Linked DNA regions of Homo sapiens: region 1 is linked to region 2. A link is an interaction called in ENCODE POLR2A ChIA-PET data of the cell type or tissue named here. Cell type or tissue: PC-9. All regions are shown on one strand. Links, peaks and the distances in the headings refer to the core of each region. The heading gives the core; the rest is flanking DNA.

Region 1 (15,214 bases), core at 6,084-11,083, 120 kb before region 2:
GTATCTCTTATGAGTGTAGATCCAAAAATCTCCAACAAAATACCAGCAAAGGAAATCCAGCAATACATAAAAAGAATACAGGTTAAGCATTCCTAATTCAAAAATCCCAAATCCAAAATGCTCCAAAATCCAAAACTTTTTGAGCCCTGACATGATGTCAAAAGTAGAAGATTCCATACCCAACTTCATGTGACAGGTTGCAGTCAAAATGCAGGTGCACAATGCAGTTTATTCAGCATCTCCAAGGGAAAAGTAAAATTACCTTCAGACTACGTGCATAAGGTGTATATAAAACATAAATGAAGCCAGGTGCAGTGGCTCACACCTGAATTCCCCCAGCACTTTGGAAGGCTGAGGCAGGTGGATCACCTGAGGTCAGGAGTTCGAGACCAGCCTGGCCAACATGGTGAAACCCCGTTTCTACTAAAAATACAAAAATTAGCCGGGCATGGTGGCAGGTGCCTGTAATCCCAGCTACTTGGGAGACTGAGGCAGGAGAATCGCTTGAACCCAGGAGGGAGAGGTTGCAGTGAGCTGAGATTGTGCCATTGCACTCCAGCCTGGGCAACAAGAGCGAAATTCCATCTCAAAAAAAAAAAAAAAACAAAAAAACAAAAATGAATTTCACGTTTGGACCTGGGTCCCAGCCCTAAGATATCTCATGATGCATATGCAAATATTCCAAAATCCAAAGAAATCTGAAATCCAAAACACTTCTGCTCCCAAGCATTTGTATAAGGGATACTCAACCTATAATACACTATGACCAATGGGATTTTATTCCAGGAATGCAACACTGGTTCAATAATCAGAAAGCAGTCAGTGGAATACACCATATTAACAACCAAAAGAAGAAAACTCATGTGATTACATCAATTGATGCAGAAAAAGAACTGAAGAAAATACAACACCCACGCATGATTAAAAAAAAAAAAAAACTGTTAGCAAACTAGCAATAAAAGGGAACTTCCTCAAGGTGAAAAAGAACACCTATAATAAACCTACAGCTAACATCCTAGTTGGTGGCAAAAGACTTAATGGTCTCCCTCTAAGATCAGGAACAAAGCAAGAATGTCAGCTCTCACCACTCATATTCAACACTGTGCTGGAAGTCTCAGTGAGGGAAGACGTAAAGCAAAAGAGATAAAAGAAGCTTCCAGAGAGCTGAACACGTGGAGGTTCCTGGAGGGTGGTGTGTCCAGAGAGGGCAAGGAAGCTCTGGGTCCCTTCCCTCTATACCTTGCTTACCCAAAGAGGGGTTTGTGAGAACCCTAATTTGAAGCTGTTTAAAGACTGCCTAGATTTTGCTCCTGCTCCAAGATGGCCAACTAGACGCAGCCAGGAGAAACATCTCCCACTAAGAGACAGGGACACTGTGCAGACAGGTGCACTCCTAGACTCCTAGATCTTCAGTGGGAAGGCCCTGAGAGTGAACGGAGGGAAGACATAGAGGCTGGATGGAAGGCAGAGGAGGAGGCTGGGAACCCTGCACAGGGCTACTGTGCACCAGGAATCATTCCTGGCTCCCAGTGACTCCTGTGGAGGGGGTGAATTGAACTAGCAAGGGGCAACCCACTCTTGCCATGGCCTCTGGAATCCCGGCAGGAAGGACCCCTCGACTGCCACGGCCAGCTGCGTTGGCAGGGGAAGCTGCTTAAAGAAGTGGTAGTGATGCAGGGCAGGCGAGCCCCAAAACTGAGACAGCCCGGGAGGGTTCTTGGTTTCAGCCAGGAAAGAACTCAAGGGCGAGCTGGTGGTGATAAACAGAACTTTTACTAAAGCAGCCATGTGCACGGCAGCAGAGGCACTGCTCCCTATGGAGCGGGGCTACCCCATGGGCAGTGCGCCCAGAGCGGCAGCTCAGAGGCAGCTCTGCAGTCACATTTATACTGACTTTTAATTATATGCAAATTAAGGGGCAGTTTATAAAGAAATTTCTAGAATGTGGGTGGTAGCTTCTAGGTTGTTGGGTCATTGCCATGAAAAAGGGTAGTAACTTCCAAGTGTTGCCACGGCAATGGCAAACTGACATAGCACACTGTGGGGTGGGTCTTATGGGGAGGCGCTTCTGCCCTGACCTCTTTTAGCTAGCCTCAATTTGGTCTGGTGTCCAAGCCTCACCTCCTAAGTCGAGTTCTGCCTCCTACCTCAGGCGGGGCAGAACTCCAGCCTAAGCCAGGCCAGGGGGTTTGATGCAGAAGCATATGTGGTGGAGCACAGCCAGGACACCCATCCCCTAGGCTTGACTTGCTCTCATAGGAGACTTTAGCCGTAGGGGAACTGTCAGACCTGAACTCTCCAGGGTAGTCTTGCCCATCAGATGGGGCTGGTCTGACCTGAGCAACCCTCAGTCTGCTGGCCTCTCCTGGGGCCCCAGCCTGGCCAAGCCTGCTTGCAGTGCAATCCCCAGGTACCTCTTGGGGGCGGCATCAGAGCTCCTGCACTGGCAGACTGTACCTGAACGGGGAATACTCCTGCACAGCGGCCCCATGGACACACTAGCCCACCTGAGCCCCGCTCCCACTGCAGCCTCCCCTGTGCAGTTTTGCCTGCAGGTTCTTGCCCACAGGCACCCTCAATATTGTTTTGCTGGTGGTGTGTGCGTGGGTGGACCTAGCCCACCCTTCCCCAACAGCATGCCTGTGTGTGCACCCTGCTGTGCCACTGTTGCCAGCATAAGTGCACCCCAGCCCCTCATTCTCCTCTCCCACCACCGTTGTTGTCAGAGTGTTGGCAGCATAGAGCCCGCCAGCCCCACCCCTCCCAGTTCCCCACCTATGCTGGGCCTCCCACAGGAAACTAGGCAGAGAAAACAGAGGACCTACCCCTAGCCCTGAGCAGCCACTGCTGCCAGTGTGAACATGCACAAAGGGCACACACAGTCCTGCACCCACCAGTGCCCCCATGCTAACCCCATCATCGGCACCAATGAACAGGTGCACAGTTGCCAGCGTGGCCCCTGCCCCCACCCCAGCCATACTGCCACTACTGCTGCTGCTACAAATGCCCTCCCAGAGGCTGGCTCCCTGACATCCACTAGCACTCTGTCACAGCCGATAAGCGTGCACCCCGCTGTGCTGCCGCTGGCACATGCAAACAAGAACAGATCCTGCTGCCACTACCCTATGAAGTGCTTTGCCTGGCACCACCCATTGGAGTGTTGTGACCAGCTGTCTGGGAGCAGCTTGGCCCCTCTAGCAGAGCAGGTTCTTAACCTGAAGGAGCCAGAGATCAAAGCCAGGGCTGGATACCAGTCCTCCAGAGTTAGAGCATGCAGTTCAGGAGTCCTAAGCTGAGCCTTGGTCCCCTAAAATCTTCCAATAATGAAGCCATCCAACTGAACCCACCTTATACACAATCAAACCCCCAGGGTCATCAAATAGGATAAAGGAAAAAGAAACCCATTCAAAGGACAGCAACTTCAAAGACTAAAGGAATATCAGCCCACAAAAATGAGAAAGAACGAGCACAAGGACTCTTGACAACTCAAATAACCAGAGTGTCCTCTTTCCTCCAAACTGCAGTAGTTCTCCAGCAAGAGTTCTTTTTTTTTTTTTTGAGACGGAGTTTCGCTCTGTCGCCCAGGCTGGAGGGCAGTGGTGCAATCTCGGCTCACTGCAAGCTCCGCCTCCTGGGTTCACGCCATTCTCCTGCCTCAGCCTCCCAAGTAGCTGGGACTACAGGCGCCCGCCACCACACCCGGCTAATTTTTTGTATTTTTAGTAGAGATGGGGTTTCACTGTGTTCACCAGGATGGTCTCAATCTCCTGACCTTGTGATCCGCCCACCTTGGCCTCCCAAAGCAAGAGTTCTTAACTAGGCTGAGATGGCTGAAATGACAGAAATAGACTTCAGAATATGGATAGGAACAAAGATCATTGAGATTAGGAACATTGAAACCCAATCTAAGGAGGCTAAGAATTATAATAAAACAATATATGAGCTGGCAGACAAAACAGCCAGGATAGAAAATGATGTAACTGACCTGATACAGCTGAAAAACACAGTATAAGAATTTAATAATGTAATCACAAGTATTAACAGTAGTACAGACCAAGCTGAGGAAAGAATCTCAGAGCTTGAAGACTGGCTTTCTGAAATAAGACAGTCAGATGAGAATAGAGAAAAAATAACGAAAAGGAATGAACAAAGCCTCCAAGAAATATGGGATTAAAAAAGAGAGCAAATCTACAACTCATTGGTGTCCCTGAAAGAGATGGGGAAAATGGAAGCAACTTGGAAAACGTATTTCAGGATACTATCCATGAGAACTTCCCCAGTCTAGCTAGAGAGGCCAATATTCAAAATCAGGGAATGCAGAGAACCCCTGCAAAATACTTCACAAGATCATCCCCAAAACACATAATCATCAGATTGTCCAGGGTCAAAATGAAAGAAGCTAGAGAGACATAGCAGGTCACCTACAAAGGGAAGCCCATCAGACTAGCAGTGGGCCTCTCAGCAGAAACCCTACAAGCCAGAAGAGATTGGAGGCCTATATTAAACATTCTTTTTTTTTTTTTTTTTTTTTTTTTTTTTGAGATGGAATCTCATTCTGTGGCCCAGGCTGGAGTGCAGTGGTGGGATCTCAGCAGGTCACTGCAACCTCCGCCTCCCAGGTTCAAGCAATTCTCCTGCCTCAGCCTCCCAAGCAGCTGGGACTACAGGCATGCACCACCACGTGCTGCTAATTTTTATATTTTCAGTAGAGACCAGGTTTCACCATGTTGGCCAGGCTGGTCTTGAATTCCTGACCTCAGGTGATCCCCTCCCCTCCCCCCTCCCCCCTCTCCCCCCCCCCCGCCCCCGCCTTAGCCTCCCAAAGTGCTGGGATTACAGGTGTAAGCCACCACTCCTGGCCAATATATTAAACATTTTTAAAGAAATTCCAATCCAGAATTTCACATCTGGCCAACCTAAGCTTCATCAGCAAAGGAGAAATGAGATCGTTTTCAACTTGGGTGTGGTGGCTCAACCTGTAATCCCAGCACTTTAGGAGGCCGAGGTGGGTGGAGTGCCTGAATCCAGGAGTCTGAGACTAGCCTGGGAAACATGGCAAAACCCCATCTCTACCAAAAACATATACATTAGCCGGGTGTGGTGGTACCTGCCTATAGTCCCAGCCAATTGGTAGGCTGAGGCCAGAGAATAGCTTGTGCCAGGGAGGTAGAGGTTGCAGTGAGCCATGATCATGCCACTGCACTCCAGCCTGAGCAACAGAATGAGACCCTGTCTCAAAAAAAAAGAAGAATAAAAAAGATCCTTTCAGACAAGCAAATGCTGAGGGAATTTGTTTACCAGCAGACCTGCTGTACAAGAGCTCCTGAAAGAAGTACTAAATATGAAAAGAAGGCCGGGTGTGGTGGCTCATGCCTGTAATCCCAGCACTTTGGGAGGCTGAGGCAGGCGAATCACCTGAGGTGTGGAGTTCGACACCAGTCTGGCCAACATGGTGTAACTCCATATCTACTAAAAATACAAAAATTAGCCGGTCATGGTGGTGGGTACCTGTAATCCCAGCTACTCGGGAGGCTAAGGCAGGAGAATTGCTTGAGCCAGGGAGGCAGAGGTTGCAGTGAGCAGAGATCATGCCATTGCACTCCAGCCTGGGTGACAGGGCAAGACTCCATCTCAAAAAAAAAAAAAGGCCGGGTGCAGTGGCTCACGCCTGTAATCCCAGCACTTTGGGAGGCCAAGGCAGGTGGATCACGAGGTCAGGTCAGGAGATCGAGACCATCCTGGCTAACATGGTGAAACTCTGTCTCTACTAAAAATACCAAAAAAAAATTAGCTGGGCATGGTGGCATACGCCTGTAGTCCCAGCTACTCGGGAGGCTGAGGCAGGAGAATCACTTGAACCTGGGAGGCAGAGGTTGCAGTGAGCCAAGATCACGCCATGGCACTCCAGCCTGGGCTACCCAGTGAGACTTTGTCTCAAAAAAAAAAAAAAGAAAAAGGAAAGAAAAGGCCATTACTAGCCACTACAAAAACACATTTAAGTACACAGACAAGTAACACTATAAAGCAACCACACAAACAAGTCAGCATAATAAACAGCTAACAACACAATGACAGGATCAAATACATGCATATCAATACTAACCTTGAATGTAAATGGGCTAAATGCCCCAATTAAAAGGCATAGAGTGGCAAGAGCTGGATAAAGAAATAAGACCAAATGATATGCTCCCTTTAAGACACCATTCTTGGCTGGGTGCAGTGGCTCATGCCTGTAATATCCCAGCACTTTGGGAGGCCGAGGCGAGTGGATCACTTGAGGTCAGGAGTTCGAGACCAGCCTGGCCAACATGGTGAAACCTCGTCTCTACTAAAAATAGAAAACCGCCAGGCGTGGTGGCGCGTGCCTGTAATCCCAACTATTTGGGAGGCTGAGGCAGGAGAATTGCTTGAACCTGGGGGACAGAGGTTGCAGTGAGCCGAGATTGCGCCACTGCACTCCAGCCTGGGCAACACAGCAAGACTCTGTCTCAAAAGAAAAAAAAAAGACCCATCTCAGATGCAATAACACCCACAGACTCAAAATGAAGAAATGGAGAAAAATCTACCAAGCAAATAGAAAACAGACAAAAGCAGAGTTGCAATCTTAATTTCAGACAAAACAGACTTTAAGCCAACAAAGATCAAAAAAAGACAAAGAAGTGCATTGCATAATGGTAAGGTATTCAATTCAACAAGATCTAACTAACCTAAATAAATATGCAGCCAACAGCAGCACTCAGATTCATAAAGCAAGTTCTTAGAGACCTACAAAGAGACTTAGACTCCCACACAATAACAGTGGGAGATTTCAACACCCCACTGACAGTATTAGACAGATCACTGGGGCAGAAAATTATCAAAGATATCCAGGACCTTAACTCAGCACTGGATCAACTGGACCTGATAGATATCTACAGAACTCTCCACCCAAAAACGAGAGAATATATCTCATCTGTACATGGTACATACTCTAAAAACCACCACACAATTGGACATAAAATAATCCTCAGCAGATGCAAAAGAACCAAAAGCATACCAGCCACTCTCTCAGACCACAAATCAATAAAAATAGAATTCAAAACTAAGAAAATCACTCAAACCCATACAATTACATGGAAATTAAACAACCTGCTCCCAAATTACTTTTGGGTAAATAATGAAATTAAGGCAGAAGTCAAGAAATTATTTGAAACAAATAAGAACAAAGATACAACAGACCAGAATCTCTGGGACACGGCTAGGGCAGTGTTAAGAGAAATTTACAGCACTACATGCCCACATCAAAAAGTTAGAAAGATCTCAAATTAACAACCTAACATCACAACTAAAAGAACTCACGAAGCAAAAGCCTCCAACTCCAAAGCTAGCAGAAGACAAGAAATAACCAAAGTCACAGCTGAACTCTAGAAGACTGAGACACAAAAACACCATTCAAAACATCAAGTAAGCCAGGAGCTGGTGTTTTAAAAGAATGAATAAGATAGATAGGCTGCTAGCTAGACTATTAAGAAAAGAGAGAAAACCCAAATAAACACAATTAGAAATGACAAAGGGGATATTACCATTGACCCCACAGAACTACAAATAACCCTTAGAGACTATTATTAACACTTCTATGCACACTAACTAGAAAATCTAGAAGAAATGGATAATCTCCCGGACACATATACCCTTCCAAGATGGAACCAGGGAGAAACTGAATCCCTGAACAGACCAATAATGAGCTCCAAAATTGCATCAGTAATAAATAGCCTAACAACCAAAAAAAACCTGGACCAGACGGACTCACAGCTGAATTCTATCAGACGTACAAAGAAGAGCTGGTACCATTCCTACTGAAATGATTCCAAAAAAACGGAGGAGGAGGGACTCCTCCCCTACTCATTCTATGAGGCCAGCATCATCCTGATACCAAAACCTGGCAGAGATACAACAAAAAAAGAAAACTTCAGGCCAATATCCTTGATGAACATTGATGCAAAAATCCTCAACAAAATACTAGTAAACTGAATCCAGCAGTACATCAAAAAGCTAATCCGCCACAATCAAGAAGGCTTTTATCCCTGGGATGCAAGGTTGGTTCAATACATGCAAATCAATAAACATGATTCATCACATAAATAGAACTAAAGACAGAAACTACATGATCATCTCAATAGGTGCAGAAAAGGCTTTTGATAAAATTCAACATCTCTTCATGTTAAAAACTCTCAACAAACTGGAGTTTTTTGGTTTTGTTTTTTGTTTTTTTTTGAAACAGGGTCTTGCTCTGTCGCCCAGGCTGGAGTGCGGTGGCACAATCTGGACTCACTGCAACCTCTACCTCTGGGGCTCAAGTGATCCTCCCACCTCAGCCACCCGAGTAGCTGGGATTACAGGCGCGCATCACCACGCCCGGCTAATTTTCCTATTTTTAGTAGAGCGGGAGCTACCATGCCCAGCCAACTAACTAGGTTTTGAAGGAACATACCTAAAATAATAAGAGCCATCTATGACAAATCCATAGCCAACATCATACTGAATGGGCAAAAGCTGAAAGCGTTCCCCCTGAAAACTGGCACAAGACAAAGATGCCCTCTCTCACCACTCCTATTCAATATAGTATTGGGGGCTGGGCATGGTGGCCGACGCCTGTAATCCCAACACTTAGGGAGGCCGAGGAAGGCAGATCACCTGAGGTCAGGAGTTCGATACCACCCTGACCAACATAGTGAAACCCTGTCTCGACTAAAAATACAAAAATTAGCCGGGCATGGTGGCATGCGTCTGTAATCCCAGCTACTTGGGAGGCTGAGGCTGGAGAAGCACTTGAAGCCCGGAGGTGGAGGTTGCACTGAGCCAAGCATGCCACTTGTACTACAGCCTGGGCTACAAAGTGAGACTCTGTCGAAAAAAAAAAAACACTGCTAAGAGAATAAAAAGATAAGCTACAGACTGGGGGAAAATACTTGCAAATCACCTATCTGACAGAGGACTTCTATCTGGAACACACAAAGAACTATCAAGGCTCAACTATATGAAAATAACCCAATTTAAAAATGCTAAAAAGATGCACAGAGACATTTCTCCAAAGAGGATATACAGATGACAAAGAAACATGTAAAGCAATGCTCAACATTATTAGCCATTAAGAAAATGGAATAGGCCAGGCGTGGTAGCTCACACCTGTAATCCCAGCACTTTGGGAGGCAGAGGCGGGTGGATCATCTGAGGTCAGGAGTTCGAGACCAGCCTGGCCAACATGGTGAAACCCCGTCTCTAGTAAAAATACAAAAATGAGCCAGGCCTGGTGGTGGGTGCCTGTAATCCCAGCTACTCGGGAGGCTGAGGCAGGAGAATCGCTTAAGCCTGGGAGGCAGAGGTTGCAGTGAATGGAGATAGTGCCATTGCACTCCAGCCTGGGCGACAAGAGCGAGACTGTGTCTCAAAAACAAAAACAAAAACAAAACACAAAACTGTGCTGACATACTACTACATACCTATTAGGATGACAAAAATAAAACTACTGACAAAGGATGTGGGGTCATCACAACCCTCATCTGTTGCTGGCGAGAATGCAAAACAGCAATGGTTTGGCAGTTTCTTATAAAGGTAAACATACACTTACCGTGTGACCCAGCCATCCCACTCCTGGGTATTTACCCTAGAGAGATGAAAACTTATGTCCACACATAAACCTGGACACGACATGTTTCTAGCAACTCTATTGACAATTGCCAAAGATTGGAAAACCACCCAAATGTCCTTCTGTGGTTCAGAACAGAAAATAAATATAAATAAATATAAAAGGGAACAGACTTTTGATATGCAAAACAATTGGATTTGGATGAATCGCAAAGAATTAGAATGAGTTAAAGCAGCCAGACTCGAGAGCTCATGACTGTATGACGCCATTCATACGACAATCTCAGAAAGACAGCTGCGGTGACATATGATGCCACTCGTGTGACAATCACAACACGATGAAGACTCCAGTGATGGAGAACAGTTCAATGGTGGCCAGGAAATGGGGAAGAGGGGAGCATGGAGCTACAAAGGGGCAACATGAGGAGGTTTTGAGGTTCTGTGTCCTGGGTGTGGTGATGGGTACACAAATCTGTACAAGCGCTAAAATTCATTTTCAAAACGTCAACTTTCCTCATAATTAAAAAACCAAAAGAAAAAAATATACAAAACAGTAACACTGAACGCAAAATCAAAACCCAAACAACAACCACCACCAAAAAAACAAGCTGCAGGAGAACCACATCTTATGATCTCAGGTTTATAGAAAAATCAATATACTTGTTTCTGTCTGTCTACAGAATGAGGCCCGAGAGGGTGACGGTGAATAAATCCTAATCTTTCTGATTATAGGAGCCCTTTAGTTTCTTTTTTTTTTTTCTGTGCATGGTGACTGATAAGAGCCCTTCACTTTCTAACCTCATACCCTGCTTCTAATTTTTAAAAATAATGTGCATGTATGGATTCTCAGTCAGCATAAATGCTAATAAAGAAAACAAGCTTTAGCCGAGCGTGGTGGCGGGTGCCTATAATCCCGGCTACACGGGAGGCTGAGGCAGGAGAATCGCCTGAACCTGGGAGGCGGAGGTTGCAGTGAGCCGAGATCGTGTCACCACACTCTAGCCTGGGCGACAGAATGAGATTCCGTCTCAAAAAAAAAAGATAAGACAAACTCACATTTCAATGAGTGGCCCAAACTGAATCCTGCTATCTGTTACCACACAGAACGGCTCTCGGGGCTTTGCCAGTTTTAAAATGCTGTGTTTATTTCTATCGTGGAAGAGATAAAACCCTACAGAAGAAGGAAAGAAAAGAGGCCTACCAAGAGGTTGACAGACTCGATGACGTCCAAGAACACCTCATTCTTCCGATACTTGATGCCTTCGGACCGCCAGGACACCGCGTTGGTGACGGTGGCTGGTGGCCGCGGGGCCCCTGTTTCCAGCTTGTGGCCTTCCTGAGTGATGTACCTGTGGGGCCACACGCTCAGAGTGAAGGAGGTGGTACCCGCACCAACGCCACAGCTTCTGGCCTTGACATTTCGGCAGGGTTGGGTGGGGGGTACAGGGCAGGTTCTGACCGACTTGAAAATAGCCCTTGGATTTCAGCAGCTCCAGAAAAGGCAGCCTCTGGTTCACCTGGGGCTGCTTCATACAGAAAAATCTTCACAATTTCCAAAAGCCAATACACTCAAGTTATAGAGGCTGAAGTGCTCATTTTGGGGGACCAAGAAGACCATGTTGGGAAGGAAAACAAGAAGTGGGTGTGAGCTGCTTCCCGTCCCTGCTGAGCACGTGGATGGAACTGACGCCTCGGAGTGTAACCTGGTGACCCCATCCTGCTGAAGGAGCAGGAGGTGCAGCGGTTAGGAACACAGGCTTCTCTGGGAGTCTGCTTGCTTGTCCCCTGTAAAATGGGGAGACGGTATACGGGGAGGCTGTGAATCGAGTGAATGTGAAGTGCTGGGGCCCGGCCCCCAGGAAGCACTTAATTCACATTGCTTCTTATCTGAAGGGCAGGATTCCAAAGAGGGGAGATTTCGATCACAGTCTCATTTTATGACAGTAAAAACAAGGGAGGTGACTCCTTAGTAGCAAGGTACTGAAGGCATCTGTGTGGATGGAGAGTAAAGATGAGGAGCAGGAAAAGCACGGTTATGTGGGGGCGTAGAGGAGGAAACGAATTAAAACCACTAAGAGCAACTTAGTAAAAACCCGAATACTGCTGGAGGTGGGAGGCAGGTGGGGGACAACATGAACACAAATTTGCCCCTTCTGTTTCCACACCTGATGACGTCGATGTCATGACACCGCCCAGGCCTGGCCCCAGGCCCCACCCCTGCCCACTCACTCCTGCAGGATCTTGCTGTCGGTGGTCTGGGGGTAGCCGAAGTCCATGAGCTCGTCCAGCAGCTCGTAGATGATAACAAAGTTGTCCCGGATGCTCTCCTCCTCCAGCTCCTTGAAGTACTCGGAAAACACCTGTGGCGGTTGGGGAGGGAGGGAGGAATGGGAGGCAGATCATTGAGCGGACGGATGAGGAATGAATGAACGCTTGCACACATTCATTTGCCCGCTAAGTCCTACCAACAGCCTACTTCCCAGGCTCGGTGGTGTGCTACAGGGCCCTGGACCCAGGTTATGGGGCAGGACAGCAGTGGCTGGCTGTGGGGTGGGGCCAGGCTGGAGCCACTGCAGATGTCCCGAGGCCTTCAGAAGCTCTGCGTTCCCATTCTCTTCCCTGCCCAGACACCCGCAGACAGGCAGCCCCTCCTGAGCGACTGTAACTGTCATCCCTTTCTGAGTCTGGAGTGACTCAGGCAAGGACCTGATGAGCTGCCATCTTCCCCATTTCAGTGGAAAGCTTGATGCATCTTCCCCATTTCAATGGAAAGCTCAGAAGGTTAAGGAAGGGACGCCAAAGAAGAGGGGCTGTTAGAAGCACTTTTGCAGGCACAAATGCTGAAGGAAGGAGCGTCACTAAAACAGAAAGGCACAGCCCAACCCTTGGGTGAGGACCTTCCCCTTCCCGCATCCCCCATTCTCTGATCTGCTGACCCCTGCGCGCTTCAGGACTGTGATCACCCGGCCTCTGCTTGGAAACCACAGGCAGCACAGCCAGGCCCAGCCCTGCCTGTGACAGCATCACCGGTCCAGTGAAGGCAGCCCTTGGCCTGCACGTGGGGCCTTCCCAGGTGACCCTCGGCTCCTTCCCCAAGCCCTCACCGCCCAGGCTTGCCCCTGTTCCCCAACATTCTGCACAGGCAGCATCAGTGAGGGATGAAAGCTTTCCCAGGCCCAGCACAGGCCTCCTGGGTCCTGTTCCCCACTTTCGTGAGCCCCACAGCCCACCTCGGCCAGGCCCATCCTCTCCGGGAAGCCAGCAGCAGCCTCCTCACTGGCCTCAAGTCCTCCTTCTGCTCAGCAGCCAGAGAGGCTGCTTTAGATCAAACCACGTCTTGTCAGTCTCCTGCTTAAAGCCCTCCACTACCTTTCATCAGAAGTGGAATGAAATCCACACTCCTGTATAATCCGCCCTCTTCCCAGCTGACCTCAGCCTCATACTCTGCCACACGCACGCTGGCCTCCCTAGCTGCACCACACATACACCTGTCCTGGCGCCTTCACCCTGGCTGCTATCTGTGTCTCACTGGCAGCCTGGGCCTGGCGTGTCAGCTCTCTCCAAGGTGGGCGTCAGGCATCTGTGCCTTGAGAGCCCCCTGGGAGATTCTGAGGTGGGCTCAGCTCTGCAGCTCTGCTGGTTATTCCAGCCCCATCCAGCTGGTCACCCCACATCCTTCCAAAGCTCGCTGACCCCTGCTTGTCCCTTCCAGGGTCAGGGCACCCCTGCTCTGAGCCCTACCTTTTCCTGTTCACTTTCCTTTCTTCCCCACGGTAGGGGAGCAACGTGAGCTATAGAATTCCACAGGCGTGGGGAGTTGGGACTCCCCTTTCCCACTTCCTGGGCTTCCAGCCCCAGTGCTCCCTGGGGATGCCACAGCTCTCTGTAGGGTGGCCAGGTATGGGGAGGTCCACAAGCAGAGCCAAGACAACCTCCACCCAAGCCCACGGCCCCTCCGAGCGAGACTCACCTGCACCACCTTATAGAGGAAAGAAAAGACCAGCGACACGCACGCGTTCTTCTTGGATGTGGCAACCACTGCATGGCGGCCACAGTTAAGGAGCATTCAGAGGCTGGGGCTGCTGCCTGGAAGATCCTGGTTCATGGAGGGACCCCCTAACCCTCACAACCCTCAGAGCCTTCCCTATCCCCACTCCCAGCCGTTTACTTGGCCCATGGTGGGCTACAAAGCTCCTGGTCCAAGCTAGACCTGGGACACAGGAGTCACCAGCCAGATGCGCTCCCAGGCCCCAGGGAGCACTCACTGAGATGGAGAATCACAGGGATGGCAGGTGGCACAGGGCACCTGTCCCGGCGGCTGGGTGAAGGGCTGCCTTGAGCAGGGAGGGAGTGAGGCTCATTCCAGGAGCAGAAAGCAGGACACACTGGCCCTGCTCCTCCAAAGCTGACCTCATCATGACCCTGCTGAGGTCCAGGGTCCCCCGGCCAGACTCTGTGGCAAGCAGCCAGGGCCAATTCTGGCTTCAGCCCTTCCTGGCTTTGGAAACACAAGCCTTGGCCCATGAAATAAACCTTTCTAGAGAAACCTTGATATTTCTCTCCTGTGTAATGGAGGCCTGTGAATGAACTCACCAAGGCAATGTAGGTGAGATGTCTGGCACAGATGTTCCCTTCTGCCACAGGAGCCAGCCCCTGCCTCCCAGGGTCAGTGTGTGCTGGGCGCTTCCTATTCCTTTTTCCCTAATGGGTCCCCGGGCCGCCAGAGAAGGCTGGTTCTTCCTCTGTAGGCCCATGCACTGCACCCTGGACATCCCTGTTCATGGCACATCTGTGCTGCCTGGCTCGTCTGCCCAGGAGTGAGCTCTAGGAGGGAGGGTGGGGGCTGTATCCTCTCCCTTCCCGCCTCACCCCAGCACAGCACAGGGGCCCAGGAAAGGGACGCTGGCCCAGTCAAACGAGTGCTGGCCTCCCTCCTGCTGCCTGGCAATGTGCCCTCCCCAGATGCTTTATAAGCAGGGGCAGTGGGGGCCTCTCACCTTCTCATGGGTGCCTCTCAGCCACGGCCTTGCTGAGCACTGTCCCGGCTGGGGGTGAAACGATGTCCACTAAGCCAGAGGGGTGAGCCCTCCCTGTCTCTTCCCTAGATGCCCAGGTGTGAAATGTGGGGGCCCAACCAGAAACTGATCTGATGGCTCCTGCTGAGCTCAGACCACAGCCACCTCTCCCTCTCCCAATACCTGGGCGGCTTCAGAGGACTGTCAGTTCCCTGGGTTAAAAGCCACCTAGGCCGGGCACGGTGGCTCACGACTGTAATCCCAGCATTTTGGGAGGCTGAGGCGGGCGGATCACGAGGTCAGGAGATCGAGACCATCCTGGCTAACATGGTGAAACCCTGTCTCTACTAAAAAAATACAAAAAAATTAGCTGGGCGTGGTGGCGGGCGCCTGTAGTCCCAGCTACTCGGGAGGCTGAGGCAGGAGAATAGCGCGAACCCGGGAGGCGGAGCTTGCAGTGAGCCCAGATGGCGCCACTGCACTCCAGCCTGGGCGACAGAGCGAGACTCTGTCTCAAAAAAAAAAAAAAAGCCACCTAAGATCATCTTCAGAGCTATTCTCAGGGCCTTCCAGAG
Region 2 (15,214 bases), core at 5,062-10,061:
AAGGTTATGGTCTTCAGCGTTTTAATTATATCCACGACTAGATACTGGGGTCTGTATTCTTCAAAGTGTGGGGCTGCCTATTCTCCCAGGAACCAAATGGCCTCCGTCTTAAGAAAGTATGCTTACTAGGAAATACCCTGCCTACCTTAGGAATAAATGCTACTTAAGGAAAAAATAAGAGAGCTGAAAAAGCTGGTGCCATTTGAAAAAAAAAGGGAAGGAATGAGATTTAACTGGTGCTCAAAGCTTCTCCGATACAAAATATTTGGTCATGTATTCATAATTTGCTTGACATTTCCAGCAAAGCGAAGATGGCAATAACAAAAGGAACTTCTTACAAGAGAAGAGAAAGACCCACGGAGCTCCAGAGTTTCTGTTGGAACAAGACTCTTCTGTTTTGCTTATATACAGTTAAGTTCGTTTAGTGTCTGATCCAGTGTCTGATGTAAGCCCACGTTCTCTTCTTTGGCCTGGGCAAGTTTCTCTGGTGAGGATTAAGAGTATGGGGAAAGATAAATTAATAAGCGTCTTTGTTAAATGAAAGAAAAAAAAAGATTTGTTTTTTTTTCTTCTTCTTGAGACAGGGTCTCATTCTGTCACCCAGGCTGGAGTGCAGTGGCGCGATCTTGGCTCACTGCAACCTTCACCTGCCAGGCTCAAGCAATTCTCCTGCCTCAGCCTCCCGAGTAGCTGGGATTACAGACGCGTGCCACCACCACCCGGCTAATTTTTGTATTTTTAGTAGAGATGGGGTTTCACCATGTTAGCCAGGCTGGTCTCGAGCTCTTGACCTCAAGTGATCCACCCACCTTGGCCTCCTAAAGTGCTGGGATTACAGGTGTGAGCCACCATGCCCAGCACCCCCCCAAAGATTTCTAAACCTGAAACTGCCAGGGTGAAAGTCACAAGAGAGAAAGTACTTTTTTTTTGAGACAGGGTCTCACTCTGTTGTCCAGGCTGAAGTGCAGTGGCGTAATCACGAATCACCGTAGCCTTGACCTCCCTGGGCTCAGGTGATCCTCCCACCTCAGCCTCCCGCATAGCTGGGACTGCAGGTGCATGCCACCACCTGGCCAATTTTTGCATTTTTTCTAGAGACAGGGTCTCACCATGTTACCCAGGCTGGTCTTGAGCTCCTGGGCTCAAGGAACCCATCTGCTCAGCCTCCCAAAGTGCTGGGAATACAGGTGGGTTATAGCCACCATGCCTGTCCAGTACTTTGTATTTTTAATTACAGCAGAACATCACAGAATACTAAGGAACAAGCACCAAATTTGGGAGTCACAGTTGTAAGATAAAATGCAGGGCGCCCAGTTAAATTGAATTTCAGATAAACCACAAATAATATTTTAGTGTAAGTATATCCCAAATGTTGCATGAGATGTACTTATGCAAGAGATATACTTATGATTAAAAAATTATTCATTGCTTATCTGAAACTCAGATTTAAGTTGGTGTCCTGTATTTTTCCTTGTGAACTCTGGTAACCCTTGAGTCAGAATACCTGAACTTAAGCTCCAGTTGTATCACTTAAGTAAGCATCTAACCTTCCTAGGTCTGTTTTCCCCGTCTGTCAAATGGGGGTAACGATATCAATGCGTGGTGTGGGGGTTATGATGAGGAATAAAGGAGAAATACTTCAGAACCTATGACGTGCTGCTACATGAAGATTTCAGTCCTAGATATGTGTGACTTAATATAAATTTCCACCCAAGTGCTAGTTAATTAGCCCCTGAGCCTTTGATAGTTAAATCTAAAATCCTGTAACCCATCTTTCCTTCGGAGCTTCTGGGAATGGCTGTTTAAATTATACACATAATTGTGTAACTGTCTATGAATCCAGGAGAACGGAGACAAACCCCAGGTAAATGCGAAATTTAAGCCATTCTACAGGCATGTTATTAAGTAACTGAGCTGATGAAACAATTTAAATTAAAAAAGAAAGAGAGAGAGAAAAAAGACGCCATTTAGAGCTATGCGTGACAGAGCACGAGAGAGAACTTAGTTTGCAGTAAGTGATGGCTGATAAGGGACAAGGCCAAGACTCATTAAAATGCTGGGGGAAAGCAAAATGCCTCATAAAATGTGATATCATCAGCCTGGAAATTTACAGAAAGAAAAAAATGACTGCAGAAGATGGCAGCCTTTCTTATTTATTTATTTTTAAACAGGGTCTTGCTCTGTTGCCCAGGCTGGAGTGCAGTGGCATGATCATAGCTCACTGCAGCCTTGACCTCCTGGGCTCAAGTGATCCTTCTACCTCAGCCTCCCAAGTAGCTGGGACTACAAGTGCGTGCCACTACACCCAGCCAATTCTTGTATTTTTAGTAGAGATGGGGTTTCGCCATGTTGCCCAAGCTGGTCTCATGCAATCCACCCACCTCGGCCTCCCAAAGTGCTGGGATTACTGGCATGAGACACCATGGATCCTTGATGTAAGGAGTTCGAGACCAGCCTGGCCAACATGGCGAAACCCCATCTCTACTTAAAAATACAAAAAATTAGCCGGGTGTGGTGGCGCACACCTGTAATCCCAGCTACACAGGAGGCTGAGGCAGGAGAATCACTTGAACCCGGGAGGCGGACACTGCAGTGAGCCGAGATTGCGTCACTGCCCTCCAGCCTGGGTGACAGAGTGGGACTCCATCACACACACACACACACACACACACACACAGAGTCAAGTGACTATGACCTGGGAGGATTCTATCAGACAGATCAGTGACCTGGGCCTATCCAGTCTGGGTGAATAGATGTTAACTGAATGCTGACTATGTTGGACGAGCCAGTTTCTCCATTATCTCATTTAATCCTCATAACAGAGATATCACCTTTATTTTGCAGAAAACCTAAGCAGCTTGTTCACGTTGGCATGGTTAAAGTAGTAGAGCTAGGATTTTAAATCCTGGTCTCTTTATTTATTATTTTATTAAAAAATTTTTTAAAAATAAAATATTATTATGAATAATTTTAGAGATGGGGTCTTGCCATATTGCCCAGATTGGTCTCAAACTCCTGAGCTCAAGTGATCCGCCTGCCTTGGCCTCCCAAAGTGCTGGGATTACAAGTGTGAGCCACTGCGCCAGGCCTTAAACCCTGGTCTCTTGACTACAAATCCTGACTTCGCTTCATCTTGTCACTCAGATGCTTTAGCATCTATTTTGTTATTAGGTCTGAGATAAAATGACTTTCCCTGAAAGTGTTAACTGCCCTTGAGAATCACGACAAGGCTCACAGACTATCAACAGATAGTGTAGACCTCCATAGTGCTAATCTCTTTTCTTTTCTTTTCTTTTTTTTTGAGGCGGAGTCTCACTCTGTCGCCCAGGCTGGAGTACAAAGGTTCGACCTTGGCTCACAGCAAGCTCCGCCTCCCAGGTTCAAGTGATTGATTTTCCCACCTCAGCCTCCCCAGTAGCTGGGATTACAGGCCCCCATGACCATGCCCGGCTAATTTTTGCATTTTTAGTAGAGACAGAGTTTCACCATGTTGACCAGGTTGGTCCTGAACTTCTGACCTCAAGTGACCTGCCTGCCTTGGCCTCCCAAAGTGTTGGGATTACAGGCGTGAGCCACCGTGCCCGGCCATAGCACTAATCTCTGAAATTCCACTTATGTGCTTAGTTAGGTAGAATAACTGGATAGACAGGCTGCATAGTTACTTCAAAGGGTGGAGTCCAGAAATGCCTGGAGAAATTCCAGGGACAAACACACAGACTCCAAACAAAAACCAGCCCCCTACACAGTCTGTAATCTTTCCAAGGGCATATATATGGCAATGTGTGAGGGGAATGGTTTTTGCAGAAGTTCAGGATGGACGGCAGTTAGGAGCAGGGAGAGGCTGAGGGTGGAAAGGTGGAGGTGGTTTAGGGGAGGTGCATTTTGGAGGAATGGATGAATAGAGAGAGTAATGGGGACAGAGCTTCCCACCTGGACAAAAAAATAGGATGAGGAATAACAATGGATACCGAAAATTCAGGATCTAGTTGGAGATTTTCATGCCATTTCCAGGTTCAAGGGGTAGTCTGGAAGATGTGGCTTGAACATCTAAATGTCAATTATCTGTGATAATTTGAGGTGGTAGTGGTGGTAGGATGCAGGGGAGAACCAGATGCACTATTTGAAATTTTGGGACAAATTGGTATGTTTTTGATCATTAGAAAAGCATAGCTTGGGCCAGGTGCAGTGGCTCACACCTGTAATCCCAGCACTTTGGGAGGCCGAGGCGGGTGGATCACCTGAGGTCAGGGGTTCAAAACCAGCCTGGCCAACATGGTGAAACCCTGTCTCTACTAAAAATACAAAATTAGCCAGGCATGGTGGCGCATGCCTGTAGTCCCAGCTACTTGGGAGGCTGAGGCAGGAGAATTGCTTGAACCCGTGAGGCAGAGGTTGCAGTGAGCAGAGATGGCGCCACTGCACTCCAGCGTGGGCAACAAGAGCGAAACTCCGTCTCAAAAAGAAAGAAGAAAAAAAAAAGCAAAGCATAGCCTGGGCCGGGCAAAGTGGCTCACGCCTGTAATCCCAGCATTTTTGGAAGCTGAGGTGGGCGGATCAGTTGAGGCCAGGAGTTTCAGACCAGCCTAGCTAACATGGTGAAACCCCATCTCTACTGAAAGTACAAAAATTAGCTGAGTGTGGTGGTCCGCGACTGTAATCCCAGCTACTCGGGAGGCTGAGGCATGAGAATCACTTGAACCCAGGAGGCGGAGGTTGCAGTGAGCCAAGATGGCGCCACTGCACTCCAGCCCGGGCAACAGAGTGAGACCCTGTCTTGAAAAAAAAAAAAAAAAAAAAAAAAAAAAAAAAAAGAGTGACCTTGTTTTCTCCATATTCCTCATGTAGGAAAAAGCATGACCTTTTATTACCCACAGGTCAACCTTAAGAGCTATTCTAAACTAAAGCAAGGTTCCTGTTATAACTAACTGAAATATGAATGGAGATTGATGTTAGCAGTCTCAGGCAATTCTGGAATTCGGGAAAAGAATTCTAAATTCACGTCTTCTGACGTCACAGCACTTTCCCTGTTCATGGAGGCCCGTTCACTCCTTGTACAGTCAGTTTTCTAAGGGCAGGGCGTGGAGGTGAACTTCCTCCCAGGACTGGGAGCTGGATGAACAGTGAAGAGTAAAGCCACGGGAAGCCCCAGTCACCACACTCACAGTGTAACACAGAGAAAAGACACAAGAAAAGGAGGAAATGGAGATCAAAATGTCACTGCCGCTGTTTGAATCTGTAGCTCAAGCCCCATTCAAGGGGAGCCTCATTTTTGACACAGGCTTGCTGGTTTTTCCAAATCCCTGTTGACTCTTAAGCTGCCTAAGCGGTTTACAAGGATGAGCCTCCATTCACAACAATTTCTATTTAAGGAAAAACCATTGGGGATGGGCGCGGTGGCTCATGCCTGTAATTGCAGCACCCTGGGAGGGTGAGGTGGGCAGACTGCCTGAGCCCAGCAGTTCAAGACCAGCCTGGGCAACATAGTGAAACCCTCCCGCTTCTACAAAAAGTACAAAAATGGCCAGGCGTGATGGCTCAAGCCTGTAATCCCTGCACTTTGGGAGGCCAAGGCAGGCGGATCACAAGGTCAGGAGTTTGAGACCAGCCTGACCAACATGGTGAAACCCTGTCTCTACTAAAAATCCAAAAGAAAAATTAGCCAGGTGTGGTGGTGTATGCCTGTAATCTCAGCTACTTGGGAGGCTGAGGCAGGAGAATTGCTTGAACCCGGGAGGCGGAGGTTGCAGTGAGCCGAGATTGCACCACTGCACTCCAGCCTGGGCGACATAGTGAGACTCCGCCTCAAAAAAAAAAAAAAAAAGTACAAAAATTAGCCTTGTGTGGTGGTGCACACCTGTAGTTCCAGCTACTTGGGAGGTCGAGGTGGGAGGATAGCTTGAGCCTTGTAGGTGGAGGTTGCAGTGAACTATGATGGTGTCACTGCACTCCAGCCTGGGTGACAAAGCAAGACCCTGTCTCAAAACAAAAAAACAAAAAAAAATTATTGGCATGCAGATGCCGTTAGCTAACAGCGGTATCTGAGAGCACATGCCCAGTTTGCTTTTGTTTTCACGTCTTCAGAAAAGCATCCTGTAGGCATAATTTTCTTTTTGTAATAAGCTTTTCATTTGTGAGTGAGAGAGGCTAACCACCCACTTTGTGTTTCAGGCTATGGTTAAGGGCACACAGCTACAGCTCAAAGGCAGCAAGTGGAGAAAATGAGAATGAGGGGGCATGAAGAGGAGGACTGCCCGTCTTTATTTCGGTTGTAGAGTCACAGACACATCAGAAGAAGGCTCTGACGTTCAAACCAGAAGGCAGGCCACCGGAGCTCCTAGAAGCCCACAGGGGCGTAGGAGGCACCATGTGAGAAGGACAGAGGGCAGCGACCTGGCTGCCTCTCAGAGAGAGGTCATGTCGTTGAGAGCGTGGTCCAGTTCCTCGCTGATAGCTTTGTACTTGAGCTTCTGAGCGTATAACTCATCTAGAGGGCGGAGGTCCCCAGGGAGACAGTTCAGAAGTACAGGGGACAGAAGGCAAGGGTCGGAATGGAGTGCCACAGATGAACCACAAGAGGAAGAAAAAAACACGTGAGCAAACAAAGCACAGACTAGGAGAAAGCTGTGTTCCATGTGAAACAGATGAAGAAAACCAAAGATCTATGGAGTTGATCTCTAAGTGGTTTGAGGTTCTGCAGGGGGATTAGCCACAATGAAGCTTCAAAACAGTGGTAACCAGAAGTGACAGAGCTTCCCCCCACTGGTCCCCACCCCTCAGTTTATTTCGGATTTCCAATGACGTCACCCTGTCCAAAGGTCGTATTTTGGAATGGGGCATTTTCCCTTATATGGGAACCTCACTTCCCCAAAAAAACATTGGAAGATATGGTCTGAAGAATGTGTCCTTTCTGGGTGGGATGGGCAGTTTGGAAGATTCCATTTGAACCCCAAGATTCTGGAATTTCTGAGGCCGAATGTTAAACACTGGAACTCTTGAAAAAATTCTGGGAGAAGTGGGCCCCAGACTTGCAGACTAGTCTTTATTGCAGTCCCTACACTTTCTGTATTTCTGTTTTTTTTTTTAAATACTATGATAAGCTTTGAGCTCCCTGGGACAGAGCTTCTGCAAAAATGCAAGGCATGTAAAAAAAAAATGCAAGGCATCTATCAGAAATGAGCAAACAGAAGGAAATTGTGAAGTTTTTTTTTTTTTGAGACGGAGTCTGGCTCTGTCACCCAGGCTGGAGAGCTGTGGCGTGATCTTGGCTTACTGCAACCTCCGCCTCCCAGGTTCAAGGGATTCTCCCTGCCTCAGCCTCCCCAGTAGCTAGGATTACAGGCGTGCACCACCACGCCTGGCTAATTTTTTCTATTTTTGGTAGAGACGGGGTTTCACCATGTTGGCCAGGTTAGTCTCAAACTCCTGATTTCAAGTGATCCGCCCGCCTCGGCCTCCCAAAGTGCTAGGATTACAGGCTTGAGCCACTGCGCCTGGCCTGAGATTTTTAATTTATTATTAATATTTTTTTAATCAGAGAGAGCCATACTCTTTTCTCTATACTTGCTCATGGGACTAACTAAGCAGAGATATTTTACCTCCTGAAAGTGGCAATTCAATTAGCCAGGTGTGGCGGCACACGCCTGTAGTCCCAGCTACCTGGGAGGCTGAGGCAGGAGAATCACTTGAACCCGGGAGGCGCAGGTTGCAGTGAGCCGAGATGGCGCCACTGCACTCCATCCAGCCTGGGAGACAGAGCCAGACTCCGTCTCATAGAAAAAAAAAAAAAAAAAAAAAAGGGCCATTCAAGCCTGAATGCTTTGCATTATCCTATTCCAGTGTTCCAGGACATCCAGATATGACATCACTATGCGCTTTACTTTCCTAAGGCAAACAAAGCCCAACCCAGCCCCTCCACAAACATTCCCCAACTGTCCGTGGATGTGTCCCAGAGGGGAAGGCAGGGCAAGGCAAACATTTAGATGGTAACCTCATACCTTCCAGGTCATCAATTGTCTTTTCCAGTTTTGCAACCGTTCTCTCTGCAAATTCAGCACGGGTCTCAGCCTAGATAAGAAGAAAGGAGTTACTATCATGGCTTCAAGACCAGCCCCAGGAGAAACCAGAGCTCGCTGGGTGCCACCACACTCACCTCTTTCAGTTTGTCAGACAGAAGTTTAATTTCTTCTTCATATTTGTCCTCCTTTTCAGAATACTGTGGGAGAAACCAAAACACTGCTTTAAGAAAAGGAGGCCCAGCCAGGCATGGTGGCTCATGCCTGGAATCCTGGCACTTTGGGAGCCTGAGGCTGGTGGATCACAAGGTCAGGAGTTCGAGACCAGCCTGGCCAACATGGTGAAACCCCGTCTCTACTAAAAATACAAAAATTAGCCAGGCTTGGTGGCATGCAGCTGTAGTCCCAGCTACTGGGGAGGATGAGGCAGAAGACTCACTCGAACCTGGGAGGTGGAGGTTGCAGTGAGCCGAGATCACGCCACTGCACTCCAGCCTGGGTGACAGAGTAAGACTCCATCTCAAAAAAACAAACAACAACAACAACAAAAACAAAAAAAAAACAGAAAGAAAGAAAAGGAGGGCTGGGTGTGGTGGCTCTCACCTGTGATTCCAGTGTTTTGGGGGACCATGGTGGGAGAATTACTTGAGCCCAGGAATTTGAGACCAACCTGGGTCACATAGTGAGACCCCGTCTCTACAAAGAATTTAAAAATTAGCCAGTCATGGTGGTGAGCACCTGTAGTCCCAGCTAATGGGGACGCTGAGGAGGGAAGATGGCTTGAACCCTGGAATTCAAGGCTGCAGAGAGCTCTGATTGGACCACTACACTCTAGCCTGGGCAACAGGGCAGGACCCCATCTCAAAAAAAAGGAGGAAGAAGCATAAAAAGAAGTAAGCAGGCCAGGCACGGTGGCTCACGCCTGTAATCCCAGTACTCTGGGAGGCCAAGGCGGGTGGATCGCTTGAGGTCAGGAGTTCGAGACCAGCCTGGCCAACATGGCGAAACGCTGTCTTTACTAAAAATACAAAAATTAGCCAGGTGTGGTGGTGGGTGCCTGTAATCTCAGCTACTCAGGAGGCTAAGGCATGAGAATTGCTTAAACCCAGGAGGTGGAGGCTGTAGTGAGGCCAGATGGCGCCACCGCACTCCAGCCTGGGGCGATGGAGTGAGACTCCATCTCAAAAAGAAAAAAAAAAAAAAGTAGGCAGAGTAGAGGCAGGCACCTTTCCCCAGCAGAAGAAATATGTGTGAAATGTGGAGGATGTTGGGGAGAGTCCTGTAGGATGGTATTGATCAGAAGGCCTAAACTGAGAACTTGAGATAAAAAGTATGGCGAAGAAAGGGAGATAACTGGGAATCTGTTACTCAAGGCCCCCTCTGTATTTCCAACCCCATTCTCCACCACCTTCCCCAGGGTGACAGGCACTCCCTGATCATAATCTGTGGACTCCTGAGTCCCAGTCCCTGTCCATGAATGCACCCCTTAGCATGGAATGTTCCCCTCCCCATGATGACCCATCAGAAATTATACTTTTCTTTTCTTTTTTTTTTTTTTCAGACAGAATCTTGCTCTGTCACCCAGGCTGGAGTGCAGTGGTACGATCTCGGCTCACTGTGACTTGCAACTTCTGCCTCCCAGGCTGAAGCAATTCCCCTGACTCAGCCTCCCAAGTAGCTGGGCCTACAGGCGCCCACCACCATGCCCAGCTAATTTTTGTTATTTTTAGCAGAGATGGGGTTTCGCTACGATGGCCAGCCAGGCTGCTCTCGAACTCCTGACCTCAGGTGATCCGCCTGCCTCGGCCTCCCAATAATAACTAACACTTATTAGCTGCTTACCATGGGCCAGACATAGTTAATGGCATCACAGCCTGGTATCTGTAATCCCATTTTATAGGGGAGGAAAGGGTCACAGAAAGGTGAAGTTATTATTTTGCCTAGGGTCACATGGCTATTAAGTGATCAAGTCATGACTGAAGCCTGACTCTGGAGTGCAGTGGGGCAATCTTGGCTCAATGCAACCTCCGCCCTCCAGGCTCAAGTGATCCTCTCACCTCAGCCTCCCAAGTAGCTAGGATCACAAGCATGCACCACCATGCCCAGCTAGTTTTTGTATTTTTGGTAGAGACGGGATCTCTCCATGTTGCCCAGGCTGGTCTCGAACTTCTGAGCTCAAGCGATCCTCCCGCCTCGGCTTCCTAAAGTGCTGGAATTACAGGCATGAGCCACCGTGCTGGACCTACAGCTGTTTTAAATGTCGCCTCCTTGGTGACACCGTTCACAACCTACCAAGGTCCCTCTATTGTATTCCCAAAGCACTCTGTGACTTTGTCAATCCCTTCCACTAGACTCGACTCTGAGCTCTTCAAGAGCAGATGCCAGGCTGGGCACAGTGGCTCACACCTGTAATCCCAGCCCTTTGGGAGGCCGAGGTGGGTGGATCACTTGAGGTCAGGAGTTTGAGACGAGCCTGGCCAACATGGTGAAACTCCGTCTCTACTAAAAATACAAAAATTAGCTGGGCGTGGTGTGTGCGCCTGTATTCCCAGTTACTCAGGAGGCTGAGGCAGGAGAATTGCTTGAGCCTAGGAGGTGGAGGTTGCAGTGAGCTGAGATCGTGCCTCTGCACTCCAGCCTGGGCGACAGAGCAAGGCTCCATCTCAAAACAAAACAAAACAAAGCAGCTGAGGTATTAGTGGTGTTACATCTATCCCCCTGGCCCGGGGCAGTGTCTGGCATACACACACCAACTGGATTCATTCCTTACACATCCTAGTATCAGATATATGCCAGGGCTGGCACATATGGGAGACAGAGGCAGGTGGATCACTCGAGGCCAGGAGTTTGAGATCAGCCTGGGCAACATGGTGAAACACCATCTCTACTAAAAAAAAAAAAAAAAAAAAAATTACACACACACACTACAGATATATGCCAGGCACAATGCTAGTACTAGGGACACAACTCTGAACAAGATGACATGGTTCCTGTCCTTACAACTTACAATCTAGCAAGGAAGGCATGCAATTAATGGAGTAACTATAATAAATGTAAGAAATCATAATGCCAGCAAAAGTATAGACAGGGCTACACAGCAGAGAAATACCTAACCTAGATGAGAAATCAGAGAAGGACTCTCAGAAGTGATGTTTAAGCAGAAGCTCAAAGGATGAACAGGAGGCCAGGCTCGGCGGCCTCCCAAAGTAATCCCAGCACTTTGGGAGGCCAAGGTGGGAGGATCACTTGAGGCCAGGAGTTCAAGACCAGCCTGGCCAACATGATGAAACCTTGTCTCTACCAAAAACTAGAAAAATTAGCCAGGCACGGTGGCCCACGCCTGTAATCCCAGCACTTTGGGAGGCTAAGGTGGGAGGATCACTTGAGGCCAGGAGTTTAAGACCAGCCTAGGCAACATAGACTGTGCTCTATAAAAAAAAAAAAAAAAATACAGTTTTGGAGTAGTGGCACATGCCTGCAAGTCCTAGCTACTCAGGAAGCTGAGGTGATAGGATTATTTAAGCCCAGGAGTTTGGGGCCTGCAGTGAGCTATGATCACGCCACTACACTTCCAGCCTAAGCAACAGAGCAAGATCTCATCTCTAGGCCAGGTGCAGTGGGTCATGCCTGTAATCCCAGCACTTTGGGAGGGCGAGGCGGGCAGATCACTTGAGATCAGGAGTTCGAGACCAGCCTGGCCAATGTGGTGAAACCTCATCTCTACCAAAAATTATAAAAATTAGCGTGTAATCGGGAGGCTGAGGTGGGAGAATTGCTTGAACTTGGGAGTCGAAGGCTGCAGTAAGCTGAGATCACGCCACTTCACTCCAGCCTGGGTGACAGAGTGAGACCCTGTCTCAAAAAAAAAGAAAAGAAAAAAAAAGGCTGAATAGGGGTTTATCAAGCAAAAGGAAAGCCACACCCAGTTGAGTGAATAGCAGGTGGTGGCTGAGGTGGGAGGATCGCTTGAGCCTGGGAGTTCAAGGCTGCAATGAACTATGATCATGCCACTGAATTCCAGCCTGGGCAACAGAGCGAAGCTCTGTCTCAAAAAAAAAAAAAAAAAAGTGGGGGGTGGAGGTGATGGGAGAACAAAGAATGTCTGTGAAACTGCAAAAGCAGGAGCAAGAATGAGGAAGAGGCTGGGAAATTCAGTGGGGTTCGGCCGTGGAAGTGTGTCCTTTGTTCCCGACGTAGCTGCCACGTAGCAACTGCTTTGGGTGCTGTTTCAAACTAAAAAGCCCAATTCCACCTCTGATCATTGCTATACCTTTGAGATGGTATTTCTGGAGGAACCAGGGGAATCAGGTGAGAGGCAGGCTCTGTATTTATTTATACAACTATGCTCAGATCTCGCTAAGAAGAGCCTCATGTTCTATCTCTATCCTCCTGAGATGGAGATCAAAGATGGTGCTCAGACCCCATGGAAGAGGACTCAAGAGTGTGCAGGAGAAATCCAGCTCTTTCTGTAGGGGAAAAACCCTGGCTGCCAGGCACCAACGCTACTGTTAAATAAAGGGCAGATTCCCCATAACCTGACAGGCTCCTGCATCCCTCGGGAGAAGAAAAGAACAAAGTCCAGCAAGCCACCCTCCAGCTCAAGCCAACCACCTACCTTTTCAGATGCAGCCTCCAGAGATTTCAGATTGTTAGTAACATTCTTGAGTTCTTCTTCCAGGTCACCACATTTTCTGCACAAAGACAAAGGATTTTTGTGTCTTATCTTCCCTTACAGCCGGCAATAATAGCAATCGCCCCAACAATAAATTTTCCAAAGGAGAAACCTACACAGCTCCCCCGGTGGGGGGCAGAAGGAATGTGGGGAGAAAATGTTAATGGATTTTTCTGCAGTGTGATACTATGGGCTTATCAAAGGCTTATCATACCAGGCAGAGGCGAGGTGCGCCCGAAGAGTATTTGGAGGGCTTGGAAAACACTCCTGGTCTTTTGCCAAGGGTAAGGCTGCAAGGACTTGTGAAATCTATGATTGATGAGGCCGACTCCGGAAGGTGTAAGAATGGGACTGAGGGCAGAAGGCGGGCAGAGAGCAATGGGAGTTTGCAGGGGACACTCCGGGAAGGAAGCCCGGAGTGGATTTGTGAAACCAGATCTCTCTCAGCACTCCCGGATGCTCTGTGGGGCTGAATTCCTCACCCGGGGCCAAGAGGACAGGTGTTTTGTTTTTCGGTGCTTGCTTGTGGGATTCTGGTTAAGCTTCTCACCTTCCCGCCAGGAATGTGTCACGGCCAAACACTGACAGGAGCAAAAGCATTTACATACTGACCGGGGGAGCCTGCCTTCTGGAGCAGGTCAGTGTTCTGTTAAGATGGCACAGCCCCCTGAGATATCCTCTCTGGGAAAATGGGACTTCTGGGCTTCCCTGCTGCCTCCTGTCTCACTCCTATTTCCTCATATCTTTGCAGAAAGGGTCAACACGTGGGCAGTGCTTCCCATGGCAGTAAGAACAAGTCACCACCTCTTTGTCACAGAAGCCAAGAGAAAAGATGAGCCATGAGCCCCTGACGCCCGTCCACTTGAGCAGAGACCCCGGTCAGAGCCAATTCCCAACACAGCCAGCTCCTTCCCACTCCGCCCCAGGAATCGAGCCAGCCTCGCTCAGTCCTGTTCTGCCACTCACAGTTCAGACACCTCCGCACGCTCCTCTGCCCTCTCCAGCTCACCCTCCAGGATGACCAGCTTACGAGCTACCTGCAGAGACAGAAAGGCCCAGCTGAGCCCGATCCCCACCAGCCGTGTCCTCTCCCATCCACTGCAGACAGCCCCCAATGATGCCCCACCCAGACCCCTAGACCAGCTGCAACATGGGTTTTTCTGGTGTTTCTTTTTTTTGCAGGGGGACGGAGTCTCCCTCTGTTGCCCAGGCTGGAGTGCAGTGGCACAGTCTCGGCTCACTGCAACCTCCACCTCCTGGGTTCAAGCGATTCTCCTGCCTCAGCCTTCCAAGTAGCTGGGACTACAGGCGCGTGCCACCACGCCCAGCTAATTTTTGTATTTTCAGTCGAGATGGGGTTTCACCGTAGTGGCCAGGCTGGTCTCGAATTCCTGACCTCCTGATCCACCTACCTCGGCCTCCCAGAGTGCTGGGATTATAGGCATGAGCCACCACACCTGGCCTCTTTTTTATTTTTTTATTCTTTTGAGACAGAGTCTCGCTCCATCACCCAGGCTGAAATGCAGTGGCTCAACCTTGACTCACTGCAACCTCTGCCTCCTGGGTTCAAGTGAATCTCCTGTCTCAGCCTTCCAAATAGCTGGGCTTACAGGCATGCACGACCATGCCCGGCTAATTTTTGTATTTTTTGTAGAGACAGGGTTTCACCACGTTGGCCAGGCTGGTCATGAACTCCTGACCTCAGGTGATCTGCCTGCCTTGGCCTCCCAAAGTGCTGGGATTACCGGCGTGAGCCACCATGCCCAGCCCTTTTATGTTTTTGACAGAGGGTCTTGCTCTGTCTCCAAGGCTGGAGTGCAGTGGCGTGGTCAGAGCTCACTGCAGCCTTGACTTCCCAGGTTCAAGCGATCCTCCTGCCTCAGCCTCCCAAGTAGCTGGGACTACAGGTGCATGCCACCACACCCAGCTAATTATTATTATTATTATTTTTAGAAATGGGGTCTCACTATGTTGCCCAGGCTGGTCTCAAACTCCTGGCCTCAGGTGATCCTCCCGCCTCGGTCGAAGTGCTGGGGTTACAGGTACGAGCCACCGCGCCTGGCCTTTTGCTGGCGCTTCAACTGAAAGAGCCATCCTGGGGCCTGGAGGAAATCCTGATTCTCTTCCTCAAGCCTGAGGAGCGAGGCAGACAAGAGGCGGGAGGGAAGAGCCGAGCCATCGAGGGAGGCAAAGGAGGGCCTGAGCTTGCATGGTCTGAAACTCCATGGCTTGGGACCACAATCCTCCATTTTTGCCCAACTGTGCCAAAACTCCCAGCTAACGACACAAGTGAGCTGATCATTCGGTTTTCCCATTACGTTAGACAAGCGTCCGCAGCACTTTCTGGCATCGTGGGAGATAGTTTCCTAGCCAAGTGGTTGTCTCTGGACAAACATATGTTCACGCAGGAGGACAGCTGACCTAACCGAGAGCTTCCTTTCGTTGGCCCCGGTGTCCTCCCTATCTCAGCAGATGCATTTCCTCCCACTTCCTGCTGCTGCGCCATCTGCCAGCCCCACTCACCTCCTCG

Evidence for each region. Peaks named below come from ENCODE experiments on the same cell type or tissue, not always from the same donor. Only the 100,000 strongest peaks of a DNase experiment are listed, where the experiment ranks them.
Region 1: POLR2A ChIA-PET joins it to region 2 with 5 read pairs; 2 of 35 experiments call an interaction of 5 or more read pairs at or near these places.

Annotation. Positions count from the first base shown.
Region 1 is chr19:16,204,789-16,220,002 of GRCh38, reverse strand. It overlaps AP1M1 (adaptor related protein complex 1 subunit mu 1), which reads right to left. Exons shown (of 12, transcript NM_032493.4): 3 at 13,595-13,662; 4 at 11,854-11,984; 5 at 10,826-10,973. Among named protein-coding and RNA genes, the nearest start is that of AP1M1, 14 kb to the right of the region's middle. In PC-9, for the core only: no CTCF peak of the experiment used is centred there; no DNase peak of the experiment used is centred there.
Region 2 is chr19:16,086,534-16,101,747 of GRCh38, reverse strand. It overlaps TPM4 (tropomyosin 4), which reads right to left. Exons shown (of 8, transcript NM_003290.3): 3 at 15,208-15,214; 4 at 13,651-13,721; 5 at 12,628-12,703; 6 at 8,150-8,212; 7 at 7,995-8,064; 8 at 1-484. The coding sequence ends at 402. Among named protein-coding and RNA genes, the nearest start is that of TPM4, 18 kb to the right of the region's middle. RefSeq lists a silencer at 4,364-4,561 and enhancers at 6,896-7,769, 15,211-15,214. In PC-9, for the core only: no CTCF peak of the experiment used is centred there; a DNase peak (open chromatin) is centred at 7,927; H3K27ac peaks cover 3,733 bases.